3 separate regions of the Mus musculus genome follow, and all the other regions are linked to region 1. Evidence: chromatin contacts called from ENCODE Hi-C or POLR2A ChIA-PET data. All regions are on one chromosome and are shown on one strand. The core of a region is the stretch at or near the end of the contact, and the rest is flanking DNA. Distances in the headings are between cores, read along the strand shown.

Region 1 (4,880 bases), core at 721-3,220:
CGCAGACACCGGCTGAAGTCATGGTGGGGTAGGAGCTGCTGGCAGCCCAGACACTGCAGCACAGATGGCTTGAGAATGGGACCTAGGACAGATGTCACCCTCCTTCAGGGTCATCTGGCTACTTTGTAGGTCTCTTTGTCATGCCCCACCTATGGTGGTTTGAATATGCTTGGTCCCAATTAAATGCTGTCCTTATAATTGTTGCCTTGGCTGTGCGTGGTGGCACACACCTTTAATCCCAGCACTTTCGAGGCAGAGGCAGGCGAATTTCTGAGTTTGAGGTCAGCCTGGTCTACTGAGTTCCAGGACAGCCAGGGCTACACAGAGAAACCCTGTCTCGAAAAACAAAACAAAACAAAACAAAACAGCCAACAAAAAAAAGTGTTGCCTTGGTCATGGCGTCTGTGCCACCTGTGCCCCCACCCAACCCCTCTCTCCCTTTCCCTATCCTGGCTTGCTTTGTTTCTTTATTTTTGGCCTCTTCTCCCTGAGAGGGCCAGCAGAGAACACCTTGTCCAGGAGGTCAGTGACAGGCCTGCAGGGACACCACAAGAACAATAAGGAGCTGTGCTGGTGGTCAGCTAAGTCAGAGGGAGAAGGAAGGGGGCCGTGTGGCTCGTGAGTCTGGGCACTAATGATACGGTGTAATAATGGGCACACAAAGAGCACTAATCTGATATTCCACGTGTGCTTCTTACAATAGATACAATCAGACTCGCAGTTAGCTAAGTCATTCCCCACCTATCCGCACACTCCACCAAGATCATTATCATCCTTCATAATTAAGAGCCTAGCGAAGCTCAGCAGCCCACGGTCCAGCTCCAGGGAGTCCTGCCCAGCAGGCCCTCCCAATGCTGGGATAATAGCTACCCCCACATGGCCGGGCGAGGCCATGTTGCTCGCCCCATCCTAGGCTGTCCCAGGCTCCAAGGTCTTAGAAATCAACTCTATCTGACATTCAGGACTGCAGCAGGCAGCCCCTGGGCCAGGCCAGCCCGGAGATGTGTTGGGTCTGGGGTGTGGGGCTTATGCTGTGGATTTACATGCATGGCCCACGCTGAAAATAAGGCTTCAGCCTGGCTTCCCTGGAGCAGTGGGAAGATAAGAGTGTGATGTCTCTACTGGCCATGTCAGGGTCACATTTGCCTACTGCCAGTTCATTTGAACGTCTCGTCTCTGCCTAGAACCTTTCGGCCACTGAGTTTGAGGCGCTCCTGTGGTGTACAGAGTTGGAACTCATTTATTTATTTATTTTATTTTATTTTTTTTTAGATTTATTTATTTATTATATGTAAGTACACTGTAGCTGTCTTCAGACGCACCAGAAGAGGTCATCAGATCTCATTACGGGTGGTTGTGAGCCACCATGTGGTTGCTGGGATTTGAACTTCGGACCTTCAGAAGAGCAGTCGGGTGCTCTTACCCACTGAGCCATCTCACCAGCCCTGGAACTCATTTATAAGAGAGGCCATGAGGTTCAAAGAGGCAAGGAACTGACTGCACAGTGAGCCTTTGCTCAGGCTGATGTGTAAGCGCTGGGGACAGAGGGACTGTGCTGACAGACCAGGGAGCTGGGGTTAGAGAGTGGGTTTGAGACGCTCAAGAGATCAAAGCTGCCATTTGGACAGGAAGCTCAGTGAACTCGCAGTGATCATCAGCCCGGGTCCCAGTAGAGAGGAAGTGGGGGGCGGGGGGGGGGGGGAAGCCGGTAGAGAAGAAGGTTCAGTGTTGTATGCTGCACGGAGCACAGAGCCTGTCCTGTCGAACCAATGATGAATCCTGTAAAGTCGTGTGTCCCCCCCCCCCCCCCCCCGTCCTACCCTGTCTGTCCCGCATGCGCACTAGAGAGAGAGAGAGAGAGAGAGAGAGAGAGTCAGTCTTGTTGTCTGTCCCACCACGTGCTTCCTGAACACAGGATGTGGATGGTCCAAATGTTGACCTAATCCAGAAAGAAGGCTTTGGCTCCACCAATTGGGAGCAGAGAATCTACCTTTAGTTCCCCGACTCCATATCGCCCCTCCTGGCCTGGAGGAGGAACTGCAGCCTGGAAACCCTGCACTACCCCTAATCCCCAATCCTTGGACCTTGCTAGGGACACTCTGACCCCAACTGGCGGGTGTGGGCCAGCCAGACTCCTGGGACCCAGTTCGAAGAGCATCCAGCACTTGTGGTGAGCTCCCCACTGACGCGGGAGACTGAATAACAGCCTCAGTCATCACGTGCTTTTACTAAAAATAAACTTGACATACTTTTGCATTGGGAAAGAACGCAGATTCCAAGCATTCTCAAAGGGCAAAGACGGGGAAAAGGAAGAATGGAAATTGGATTTTTGAGCTTAGTAATTAATTAGTGCCTGTAAACATATGATTCATGCTTTTTTCCTGGCTATGTTTTTTTTTTCTTTCCATTTTGCGTGGTCTTTCATAGAGACGGGAGAAAGGAGACCAGAACAAAGAGAGAGGGGTGGGGCAGAGACCGGAAGGGTTAGCAAGCCTTGGCCAGCTGTAAAGGAAAGGGGCACTTGGTCTTCAGGTGGAGGTGGAGCTAGGAAGATGGCGATATGTCCAAAGGACATGAGAAGCTAGAGTGGAGGGACAGGAGACAAGGTCACGAAGATGTCCCCTGAGAAGTGTGGTGGTGGCCTTATTATGGTGTCACACTTAATCCCTGAAGGATGGGGAAGCACGGTGGAGTTTTGAGCTAGGGAGGAATGTCATCTGGCCCACACAGTGGAGAGTTTATTTATTTATTTATTTATTTATTCATTTATTTAAAGACAGGGTTTCTCTGTGTAGCCCTGGCTGTCCTGGAATTAGCTCTGTAGACCAGGCTAGTCTCAAACTCAAAGAGATCTGCCTGCCTCTGCCTCCCGAGCTGCAACTGAAGGCATGTTCCGCCACCACCACTCAGATGATAATTTGGGTTGCTGAGTTTTCCCAGTGATACCTCGTGGCCGTTCAGAGGGCTGCATGTTAGCATCTGCCTCTTTCCTACAGAACACCGGCCAAGTGTCATTCATGAGGGACCTTGTCTGCCCTTTTGCTTCTGTGTTCCCAGGGCCGAGGATGTGTTTGTCTCTATGGCCTAAGGCCAGGCCAGAGAGGCCATCCCAGGCCAATATGGGATGAGAGAGGCAGGTTTTATTAAATTCAAACTCTGGGGAATTAGGATTGGAAAACTCTGTACAAGGTGAACTTCTCAGCAAGGGAGGCATACAAGCAGAGCTTACACTACCAGCCCACCCCGGCACCCTCTCTGATTTCAGATTTTCTCTGCACTGGGTCATAGACCCCTGTACGCAAAAATGACCCGTGAGGTTGGAATATTGTTATGTACACTGCTCAAGAAAATGAGGCCCAGGGAGGACTGATGTAGCCACGGACACTGGTTACAGGTGGGAAATCTCTTCTTGGCAGAGGTTGGTTCTAGCTCCAGCTCTGCACACAGGTGCTGTGTGTCCTGGGGCCAAATGGTTTGCCTCTCTGAGCGCCTGCAATCTTCTTGCTCCTTTAAGTGGGCATAAGTATACTTGTTGACAGGGGGCTGGGTGGGGGTTGGAAGGTCTGAGCTGCCACAGGAGTGAAGTCTTCAAGGCCCTGCTCAGGTGCTCTGCCCGTAGGCCCTTCTGGCTCGTGACCTCTCTTCACTCAACACTCCAATGGAGTCTTCCCTCCAACCGCCCACTCAGCCCTGATTCACTCAGGCTGTGAGCCTCTCTACCTTCTGCCTGTTTTGTTCTCCTTTTTCTTAGTAAAACCGCTGCCTTCCCCAATTGCCAAAGCTCCCATCAGGGAAAAGGCAGGCAGGGGCCCCTGTCATCCCACAGAGCTGTCTCCCCAGCTTCCCCATCCCACTCACCCTTGCTTTGAGGACTGAAGTCACCAGACATGAGCCCCCGGGCTGGGGACATGAGGGTTTAGATAATTATCACGGGGTAGTGAGGCTCTGCCTGGAGTTCTTGTAAGGGGAGGGGCGAGCTAGGCTGGTGGGAGAGCCAGGGCAAGCCAGAGGAGGGCTCCTGGGAAGGTTGGCAGCCGCTGAGCCAGGCGAGGGAGTGTGTGGGCAGGCTCGCCCAGGTGCAAAGGGGGTGCACAGTGGGGATGTGGCTTGGGGGTATGAGGTGCACTGGGGGAGCTACCTCATGGAGAGGCAGCCATTAGTGGGCACACTCGGAGAGGTGCCTTAGGAAAGGAGACACACCTGGGGATGAGTAGCAAAGGATACACTTTAATACGATGTGCAAGTGAGCCGGGTACCACACACCTTTAAGCCCCAGTGCTTGGGAGACAGAAGCATAAGGATCTTTGTGAGTTCAAGGCCAGCCTGGTCAATGTAGTTGAGTCCCTGTCTTAAACAAAATAACAAAACAAAACGATATGCAAATGAGCACATGCCAGGGTTGAACACCAAATCTACCTGACACACTTAAGCCATGGTGGAAGGATTGTGCCTTTGGCAGGCTTCATGGAGGAAGTGATGTTAGAGGCAGGCAAGTGGAGGGAAGAGCAAGACTTGGCCTAGGAGTGGCTCTCCTGGGCTTGCTTCTCCGTTCTGTTGCCTTGCTGTGGAGTGGGTCAAGTTCCCACACTAAGCCTGTTTTCTCTCATGGAGCGCAGAGCTGCATGGCCATCACAGGCCCGGTAATGGTTCAGTGAGAGGCTGCAGACAGATGGTGGAGGGACCCAGTCAGCAGATACGCAGCTGGAGCTGGAGCTCAGAACTCATCCTTCTGTCTGTCAGTGTGACAGGGGAAGTGATGGAGCCTTGGTTTTTGATGGGGGCGGGTGCAGATCTCAGCTTCCCAGATTCTAAGCTGGTCTCCATACAGAGTTCATTTGGAGCTGGCTTGTCTCCCCGAGGTGAGCTGTGACTCCCTGAGG
Region 2 (4,880 bases), core at 1,243-3,742, 55 kb after region 1:
GAGGCGCTTGGCTTCCTGATCTCAGGAATACCTGAGGACAGGTGACAATCTAGCCGAAAGCATCCCACCCAAACAATTACCAGTGTCTTGAGGCCCAGGTCTTGGAAGCCAGGCTGGGGTCAGCATAGGCCTCACCCCCTGGGCATCCTGGGTCACCCTGGGGCAAGGTGGAGGCGGTGGTTTTTATAAGGCTGGGAACCAGACAGGTGTGGGGTGCAGAGGGGTGCCTGCTGGCAGGAGGGGGCCAGGCCGGGGTACACGGGACTGGAGGTGTTCTTTGATTCTCTTCACTTTATTAGCAGCCATTGCTTGAGCACCTTCTGTATACAGGTCTCTCTGTTGTTGGGTGGGTTGGATGGCTACAGTGGGGGAGGGGAACACATGGATGGCAGAATATTTTGGCTCTGGGCTAGGACCATGGTAGACACGGCAGAGGATGACAAGCTGTGGGGGAGGTCTCCTGAAGTGACTTCCATGGACAGTGAGTGGGGCGGCTTCCCAGCAGGAGCCTGTGTGCATAGCCAGTGTGAAGGCTCTGGGAGAGGCAGGGGACTGGAGTAATTGGGAAAGACAAGGGAGGATGCTGGTGGCTAGAGGGAGGGATGGTGACAGTGTCCAGGGCCCAGCGCACAGTGAGTGGCCACCACACAAGCTCCTGCGTACTCGGAAGACAGCAGGACTCATCTTCTCTGTCTCCCAGGGCCAGGACATGCCACCCTCAAGGCCAGAGACAGGTAGGGAAGAGAGACCCAGCAGGGATACTCGTTCAGGAGTCCACCGAGAATTAGAAGGTCAGAGGTGGCCAGGGCGATGGCCCAGCATGGTGGACAGGCCTTCTGTAGCCAGAAGCTGTGGCTGTGGACAGCACGGACAGTTGTCACCAAGGACCCCTGCTGTGAGACAGCAAGCCTGGAGGTGTCCCCGGAAGAGGAGAGGCAGATACAGAGGCCCTAAAGGGGACAGGCAAGAGTTCTCCACTGCTCCAGAGCTGGAAGAACACAGAGGGGCCGGGCAGGGTCTCAGTTCCCAGGCTGGAGTCTGGGGCAGACCTACACCTCAGGCCCAGGTTAGAGATCAGGTTCCCTACATGTATAAAGGTGTCATCTGGTACAGGCACCTGTCCACCCTTGTTGGGCATAGCTGGAGTCACAGCACATTTGGAGATGGGCAGGAGGGTGGAGGGGCAGGAGCTGTCACATGGGTGCATCTTGGTTCTGTGACAGCAGCGGTGCTGTGTGTCTCCTGTAAGTCACCTCACCTCTCTGAGCCTTAGATCTTCATTAGTGAGTGTACTCGATTCATTGTTTCGTTCATTCACCCTTCCCTCGGTATTTAAATTTTTATATGTATTTATGTGTGTGCACGCGCAGGCGCCTTTGTATCCCACAGTACGTGTGTGGGGGAGGTCAGAGGGCAACTTGCAGGGGTTGAGTCATTCACCTTCTAGGTCCCAGGAATTGAACTCAGGTTGTCAGGGTTGGGGGCAGATGACAACTTTATACACCAAGCCATCTCGTCAGCCCTCACTCAGTTGTTTTTTTTTTTTTTTTTTTTAGCACTTATTATATGCCAGGCATTGGGCTGGGATGGGGCATGCAGCGAGGACACACTCCCTGCCTGTGTGAGCTGACTCGGGGCATGGTGTGCAGTGGTTAGGGCTGTGGACTCTGGGGCCAGAGAACCTGGACCTGTTCCTGCTTCAGCAGTTATCAGCTGTGTGACGTCTGACCAGTTGCTTCACCTTCCTGAGTTTTCTCTGTAACGCGAGTTAATTACGTTATTCACTTTGTAGGGCTACAAATGAGTTTACGTAAGAAGCATGAGCCTGACACACAGTAGGTACTCATCTGTGTCCAAATGGAGAGAGAGGGAAGATAAACAGAACACAGGTGAGCGAGCGTCCCACAGTGGGAGGGGACAGGAGCCAGCTTGGAAGACCAAGTGGGCACACAGTAAGTCCTCAATAAATGGCTGTCTTTCTTGGCCTGCCTTTTATCCAACTTGGAAGGTGAGGCCTGAGATTTGGGATCTGCAGAAGATAGGAAGTCAGGCCTGGCTTATCCAGAAACGTAGGGCAGAACCCTGGGGCCACCCCCCTCACACACACACTGCACCCGCAACACTCCCTGAACCCCAACTGCATCACCTTCACAGCCTGGGTGGCTAGGGCGAGCCGGGGCCTGCCTGGCAGGTCCCCATAATGGCACTCATTACACAGGTGTCTGGCAGTGCAGTGAGGAGACTTGGGCCCCAGGGTCCGCGTTCTCATGGCACCTGGCCAGCCACCGCGGGCCCTTCCTCATCCTTCATGGGCCTGTGTCCAGGAAGGGCAGCAGGCGGGGGAACGGGGCTGGCGGGGGGCCAGCTGGCAGTCCACAGAAGGAGGGAAAATTGAGAAGCTTGGGTGCCAAAGGCTGGCGAGGGGAGGTGGGAGGGGGTGCAGGTGCGCAGGGATGGTGATCCAGGCAGGCGGAGGTGAGAGGTCACCACGCTGCTGCCGCCGCCGCCGCTGCCACCACCACTCTGAGTCCAGCATAGTCCAGTTAGCCCACTTATGGGGTGCCCACCGGTGGCTCTGGTGGCTCTACTGTTCTGGCTGAGTCTGAAGCCCTGGTTTCTGCAGTTAACCAGTGGTGACAGCCGGTTACTGACCCTGCATCAAAGCACCACACGGGCGCCAGGCGGTGGTGGCACATGCCTTTAATCCCAGCACTCGGGAGGCAGAGGCAGGCGGATTTCTGAGTTCGAGGCCAGCCTGGTCTACAGAGTAAGTTCCAGGACAACCAGGGCTACACAGAGAAACCCTGTCTCAGAAAAATAAAACAAAACAAAAAACAAACAACAAAACAAAACAAAAAAGCATCACACGGTATTTTATAAATATGCACATGTTCAGTGTAAACTAAAAAATATATATTTAAGAGGCTGGAGAGATGTCTCTGTGGTTAAGAGCACTGGCTGCCCTTTTGGAGGATTTGGGTTCAATTCCCAGCACCCACATGATAACTCCAGTCCTAGGGCACCTGACACCCTCTTCTGGCCTCCTTGGGTACCAGGTACCAGGGTGTACAGGCACACAGGCAGGCAAAACACCGACACACATTAAATAAAAATAAATAAATCTCAAAAAATTGAAATACATGTATTTAAAAAGATCTCCAGAGTCATGTGATGTTGACGCATGCCTTTAAGTCGGCACTCAGGAGGCAGAGGCAGGAGAATCTCTGAGTTGGAGGCCAGCCTGAGGCAAGCGGCTCTTTATTGGTTTGAGATCTCCTTGGTCTACAGAGTGAGTTCCAGAACAGCTAGAGCTACACAGAGAAACCCTGACTCAAAAAACAAAACCTACCCAGATGTAGACCCCAACAGGACCGTGACAGGGATGGAGAAATGAAGCAGGGTTGTAGGCGCTACAGGGTGGGGCCAAGGGTCTCACCGAGGAGCAGCTGTGGCCAGAACAGGTGAACAGAGCTCCGGGCAGGAGGCACAGTCAGTGCAAAGGCCCTGGGGCAGGCCACAGCCTGGCTGATGGAGGAGTGCCGAGGCAGAGGAGCAAGAGGAGAGATTGAGGCACACAGGACCAGGGCAGGACGGGGAGGTTGTTCCCAGTACCGTAGGGGGGGTCTGCATGCTGGGCACACAGAGGGGGCTCCAGCGGTGAGGCGGGTGGGAGAGGCCAGAGAGGAGCACTAGTGTGGGAAGAGCTGGCTGTCAGAGGCGCTGATGGAACCGTGGGCTGTTCAATTTGTGTTTGAGCCTATTAGCCTGAGTTCAAACCCCTGGATCCCAGAGCCTGTTATTAAGCTGGCTGCACCCTGGGGCGCCTGCCTTTATCCCCAGACAGGGCCCAGCCCGCCTGCCCCCAGGTCGACCTTGGCCCCCCAGATGGGAATTGATGGGCGGGACAGGGCACCCCGGGCCTGCCGCAGCTCTGCCAAGCACCTCGCAGGGCTGAGAGAGTCGGGGAGGGCTGGGAACAGCCTGTCTTCAAGAGTGGGGAGACACAGCCTGGAGAAGGGCTGGCAACCCCACGGCCCAGAGGCTGGGAGGCCCAGAGGCGGGGAGGCCCAGTCGGAACTTCTGGTTTCCGTGTTGTCCAGTTGGTGAGGTTCCTGTTCGGGCCCACGGACCGCCCAACAAAGAGGTTGATGAATTTCTCCCACATTAGGGGCGTGAGAGAAGGCTCAGCTCAGGGCCCTTGGTTAGTCCACAGGAGTGAATGCAGAAACTCGGGGGTGGGGGTGGGGCGGGGACCGTTCTCTCCTGGTTCCACGATTCCACAGGGTTTGGGTCCAATCCTTCTCTTTCAAGTCTCAGTTTCTCCAGTCATAACCAGTTAAAGCTGGGGTGGAACGATGAGAGTGGCCAGTTCAAGGGACGGCTTAGGAGGTTGAAACCCTGGTTTTGCATCTGCCCTTGGTCTCGAGCACTCTGGAGCTCAGTCCTCAGGCCCACAAACCTCAACCCTGACCCCTTAGGACTCCAGGGCACCAACACTGGCTGGTTCTCTGCTGGGACCATGGCCTCTCTCTGTGCTGTCCTCCTGCCTCAGGGTCTTTGTGGACAGTGTGACTGCTGTATGCCAGGCCACCAACCTCCTGCAGCTTAAATGGCCCTATGAGCACATGCTCCGGCGAGATCTGTGTCACAGAGGAGCCTTTCTCCCAAAGCCACACTGTGACTCAGAGTTGTGAGGATTTGAACTTAGGCCACGGGAACCAGAGCAGGTTCTTTTCTTCTTTCTTTGAGTCACTCATTTTCAACTTAACAGCTGCCTCCTCCGGGAAGGCCTCCCTGACTACCTACCCCAGGGTCTCACCCTGAGTCACAGTTTACCCCCCTTTCTCTTTAGCAACCTTATGGACGTTTAGCAGACACAG
Region 3 (4,880 bases), core at 1,547-4,046, 34 kb after region 1:
TAAGAAGGAGGAGACACACACACACACACACAGAGAGAGAGAGAGAGAGAGAGAGAGAACAACCTTGGAAATTGATCCTCAGGAGCCATCTACCTTGTTTTGTGAGACCAGGTCTCTAGCTTAGCAGAAGTTTGTTCTAGGCTAGGCTGGCCGGCTGGCGAGCTCTGGGGACTGGTCTGTGTCTGATGTCCAAGTGAGTGGGTTTCAGGCACCGCCATGCCTGGCTTTTCCGGAGTGCTGAGGTTTGCACTTGGCTCCTCACTCAGCACACACTCCATCTAGACACTGTCTGTCTCCCTAGCTCGCCTCCTGCTCTGGTTTCAGCTCTGTCCCTTCAGCTGGGGTGACCTGGCTGTCTTAGACCCTTCCTCAGGCTGCCCGGAGCATGTGCCACCTTCAAGCTTTGGTTTTGAGTCCACATGGCTCACCTGTCACTATCAAGCACTTCCTGTTCTGGACTCTCAGGAGGCCAAGCAGCCATGGCCAGGGAAAGCCTACTTCAGGGGAGAACAGGTGTTTTGTGTGAGGCAGATGCATCGCTGGCTTTGAATTTGTAGCACATAAGCCTTAACCAAGATGCCCTGCCTCAAGTCTGTGCCATCTCTGTCTCCAGGAGGGGCTGGGGTCACCTAACTCTCCGGGGGAAGGTTCCTGCGCATCCTGACCCAAGCTTCCACACCACTGTGTGAACACGAGCTGGGGTTTCACCCTCCGGGTCTCTCTCTTTCTATCTGGAAGACGCACACAGTACGAGACTCTCTCAGGATGAAGCTTGGTGTGACAACAGTGAGTGGTCCAAGGGAGGCAGCCTGGCCACCCCATGCAGTTACCCTGCAGGGTTTCCAATTTCCCTTCAACTGCCTCCCTGGCCAGGCTGGATCCCCAGCTGGAGGAAGGATGAAACAGGGGGAGGGGGCAGACCCAGACAATGTGCACATTGAGCCTGTGCCAGGCCCAGTCAGGTTGGACAGATAGGGTGTTGGGGCAGGCCTGGAAGGGCCTGAGGCCCTGGCACTGAGGGGCGTCGGGTTACCCTGGTGGCTCCTGGGGGGCGGTTTCCTTTCCCTAAGGATTATAATTAAGTGAGCTATCAGACTAGGCTGGGGCACGGCATGGTGATGTCAATCAGGAGGGGGCTTTGCCGTGTGACCCTGTGACAATGCAAAGGACAGGAGGGAAAAGGACAGGAGCAACAGTAACCAACCCTCAGCAGCCAGGGTGGGAGCAACAGTAACCAGTCCTCAGCCACAAGGACAGAAGCAAAAGTACAGCCATCGAGGACCCTGCCTCCATACAGCCCCTGGGGGCTCCAGCCTGCTGTCCTCTCTTACAAATAGTAAATTGACGCCCAGAGACACTTCATAACAGCTCCCTCTGTTTCCTTGGCTGAGGTACAGGGCAGGCAGTGTCTAGGACCACCCAGGCCTCCTCCCTTACCTCACGTTGGGCCACTTTGAGTTGGGAGGGAGGAGCGAGGCCCAGGATGTATATTCCCCCCTTTTCCTTTGCATCAGCGAGTCAGGCCAAGGTCACGAGTCAGGCCAAGGTCACTCTCCTCGGGGAGTGTTGAGGCCTTGGGTCATGGTGAATGTTGGCAAGGGAAGGACATCAAGAGGTGGGCAGAGGCAGAAGGCCCCTGTAGGGACAAAGGTCTGAGCTTGGGAGCACTGTTCAGGGAGTCACTGCACTTTGGAGTTTCAATTTCAGCTCTGCTGGCCTTGCTGTGTGGTCATACTGTGTGCCTTTGTCTGACCCCCCTGAAGGTCATGGGAGGCCAGCAGCAAGCAGCATGTGGTGTCTGCAGGCACCAGTGTCCACACTTCCTATGCATCTTTTCTGCACACGGGTCCTTAGCACACTCTTTCTCTACCCAGTTTCAGCTGCATCTAGCCTGCACATAGTAGGTGCTTGCTAAAGTATGTGCTGCAACTGCTGGGCTGAATGTGTGCGCAGGGAAGAGTAGGGATGAGGGCAGAAAGCCTGGGGGATGGGCAGCAGAGGAGACTTGACCAGCTTCGTTCATGTAGCTGGTGGGCGAGGGTGCCTCTCATTCGACACATGGGGGATATAGGCACAGAGAGGCCAAGTAGCTTACTTTAAGCCACACAGTAGCAAGTGGTGGGACTAAGGTCAACGGCCGGAATCCCTCTGCAGAAGGAATGCCCTGTGCATATTTTCAAGATGGGGATTGAGACTCCCAGAGGTGAGGCACAATGGCCTGCCCAGAACTGGACACAGGAAATGCTCAGGGCTGGCTGCAGTCACCCAGGGTAGGCCCCTGCAGGAAGCATGGAAGACCCCAGCTGCCTCCAGCCTGCGTCTCTGGCCCATGCCTTAGCCTCTGTTTACCCAGCCTGACACTCAGGATGCTCTTCCGCCTGCTGGGGAGTCTCAGGCCCTTCCTTCACAATAGCATCTCTGTCTACAGCTGCTTTTCATTCAAGCTCTTTGTGCTAAAAAGAAAAAAAAGAAAGGAAAAAAGAAAAAGAAAAGAAAAGGAAACATGGCCGCACCCCTCTCTTCCCTTCCTTTGGAGGGGGAGCAAAGCTGCCACCTTCCCTTTGCCGAGGCCCAGGGACTGCCACGGCCTGCCCACTGCCACACAGTGTCACTTGGCATGTGGAAGGGAGCTTGGCTTCTATGAGTGAGTCTCTGCAATGGCTGCTCCCGGCTTAGCCCTTCAAGTGTAGGAAGGGCAGAGGACTTGGGCAGAACGCAGCTTGCGCTTTAGTTCCCACCCTGCTTGGCACTCTGCCACCCAGCAAACATGGAGACCCCTCTTTGCTTCCCCTTAGGTTCTGCCACCCCACGTAGTCTGTGGGGAAACAGAGGCTCAGAGAGGGGAAGCTGTCTTGGGCCCCAATGGGGCTGCCTCAGCTAGCACCTCAGTAGGCCCCTGGGAGGCCCGGATTAGGGTGCTGGGGGATCCCAGGGGGAAGTGGGAGCCTGGGTGGGGCCAGACCTTGGAGCTGAGCCAGGCGGGAACAATGAACCTCTGAGATGGTGATAGTGGCCTGGGTGTGGCCCCTGTGAGCTGGGGCCACAGGCGGGCTGGGAGGCTCCGAGTCTTCGGCCTCCTTCAGCTTCAGTTGGGACTCCACGCTGCTCTACTCCCAACTGGCAATCCACTGCCCAAGTAGGGGACAAAGCCAGCCTCAGCTAGGCCTGGGGTTGTTGTGTCCCCTGAGTCCTGGGCCCCAATACCAGGTTAAGCTCAGTGCCCAGGCAACTCCTGTCCACAGGCAGTCAGGATGTGGGACTGGGCGGTAGGAGTGTGGAGGCCTCGGCACTTGCCCCATGGGAACAAGACATTTTGGAAAAGGGGGTCTTCAGATGGTCATCTGTCCACAGAGGCGTGGGCACATAGAGCAGAGGCCTTGGGGGAGCACAGAGGTCTTGTGGAGACCATGCTCACCTGGATGGGCAAGGTGGATCTGAGGGGTCTCCTGGCCACATTGAATGCAGAACTGGGTGTGCAAACTGGGAGCAGACAGGCTTGCTCTGAGCAGCTGAGGCTTGGGGGTTTGCCTGGGACGGCATAGACCCTCAGGGAACAAGAGCAGAAATAGCAGTGTGGGCTTTTGGAGTTGACTGCTGGCACAAGCCCTGAGCCGGGAGTCTCTGGTCCTCCTTTGACACCTCCTGACCCCCTCTCTCCATTTTTCCCATCCCAGGCTTCTCCCCTTTGTCTCCTTATCCCATCTTCAATGACCAGGAGAGCAAAAACAGTTAAATCTTACAGCGAGACACCTGGCGCGTCATGGTTCCTGGAGCCTCGGTCTGAAACCTTGACACTTCTCCTTTCCTTCTAGGTCCCAATGGGAGCTGAGGTACCACATGCATCTTTCACATCGCTGTACCCTGACCAGGCAAGGGCTCATCTTTTATTTCATAGGCATCTCAGCAACATACCCCCTGCCCCACCAGCCATGTCCTGGTGACCCAGCCTTGCCCATCTCCCTGGTTTCTCCTCACTGGGTAAGGTTGCCAGGCAGCCCCCTCCAGGATGTTGGGGTCTCCTCTCTCTACCCCACTGCCCTCAAGCCTCTTAAACAGGCCCTCTCCTGCCTCTCAGTGTGCTCAGGCCCGTGTGGTCTCCTAGGCCCTTGTCGGGTATGGCCGCTTGCCTACTGGGTCTGAGGCAGACCCTCAACCCAATCGGAGACACAGTTGTTTTGTTTTCCTTGGCTCAGAAGATAGCACTCAGCCCACAAATTCCATGTCCTCACCCTGGAGCCACCCAGCCACCCTCTCACCAACCCCACACCCGCAGTGCCCACAAATCCCTCTGGCTCTGCCTTCCTGGGGTTCTGGAAATCCCCATGGCTCCCCCACTGCTGCCTCACCTGGTTGGCCTTCAAGGCTCATCCCTCCTAGGCCAGCACTCAGCCGGCCTCCTTGTCTCCTCCCCCACCATCTCCCACTCACACCCTCTCAGCCCCAGGGGTCTTCGTAGAACCTGGTTGGTTCACCCTCTGCCCTGCTCCGATGCTGCCATGGCCCCTGCCTTAACTGCGGGAAGCTGGCCCAGGACTGGCCCTAAGCCCTGCCTCCTACTTCACCCGCAGACGCATTTCCTTGACTCCTCTCAGTCTCTGTCTCTGTTGTGGCTCTGCCCAGAAAATGTGTTCTGGAACCTTCCATGATCCTCACAGGTGTGTGCTCCGAGGTCTCCCTAAAATGAGCCTGTCACTCTCTGTTCTCACCCTGATGTTTCCTGCTGTCTCTGTCATCCTGTGTGTGGTGGTGTCCCCCCAGGTCTGTGTCCTCAGATTGAACTAGTTATTGTGGAACCGTGTGGGGACAAAGTGGTCCCTGTGCTGATGTCTGAGGACACTTTCCTTGCCACTGTTACCTGGACCACACAGCGTGGCTCCACA

Evidence for each region. A loop is a pair of places that touch in the nucleus more often than their neighbours do. ChIA-PET counts read pairs that join two places held with the same protein, here RNA polymerase II (POLR2A).
Region 2: POLR2A ChIA-PET joins it to region 1 with 68 read pairs in Patski. The contact joins two enhancer-like sites. A Hi-C loop is called at or near these places in 3 of 37 maps with a recorded cell type or tissue (T-helper 2 cell, heart and regulatory T cell). POLR2A ChIA-PET finds 5 or more read pairs at or near these places in 1 of 5 experiments (Patski).
Region 3: a map of gastrocnemius shows a loop between it and region 1 (2.3-fold over the local background). The contact joins two enhancer-like sites. A Hi-C loop is called at or near these places in 4 of 37 maps with a recorded cell type or tissue (adrenal gland and gastrocnemius). POLR2A ChIA-PET finds 5 or more read pairs at or near these places in 3 of 5 experiments (Patski and embryonic stem cell).

Annotation. Positions count from the first base shown.
Region 1 is chr2:167,711,466-167,716,345 of GRCm38, forward strand. No RefSeq gene overlaps it. Among named protein-coding and RNA genes, the nearest start is that of Gm38464, 11 kb to the right of the region's middle. Within about 2 kb of position 1,971, at least 1 of the 3 ENCODE cell types and tissues checked has a DNase peak (open chromatin) inside an H3K27ac peak, as active enhancers do; it is heart, where a contact is called at or near this core.
Region 2 is chr2:167,765,885-167,770,764 of GRCm38, forward strand. It overlaps Gm32287 (a long non-coding RNA gene), which reads right to left. Exons shown (of 7, transcript XR_003954117.1): 7 at 3,224-4,880. Among named protein-coding and RNA genes, the nearest start is that of Gm14321, 9.2 kb to the right of the region's middle. Within about 2 kb of position 2,493, at least 1 of the 3 ENCODE cell types and tissues checked has a DNase peak (open chromatin) inside an H3K27ac peak, as active enhancers do; it is heart, where a contact is called at or near this core.
Region 3 is chr2:167,744,700-167,749,579 of GRCm38, forward strand. No RefSeq gene overlaps it. Among named protein-coding and RNA genes, the nearest start is that of Gm52570, 8.0 kb to the left of the region's middle. Within about 2 kb of position 2,797, at least 1 of the 3 ENCODE cell types and tissues checked has a DNase peak (open chromatin) inside an H3K27ac peak, as active enhancers do.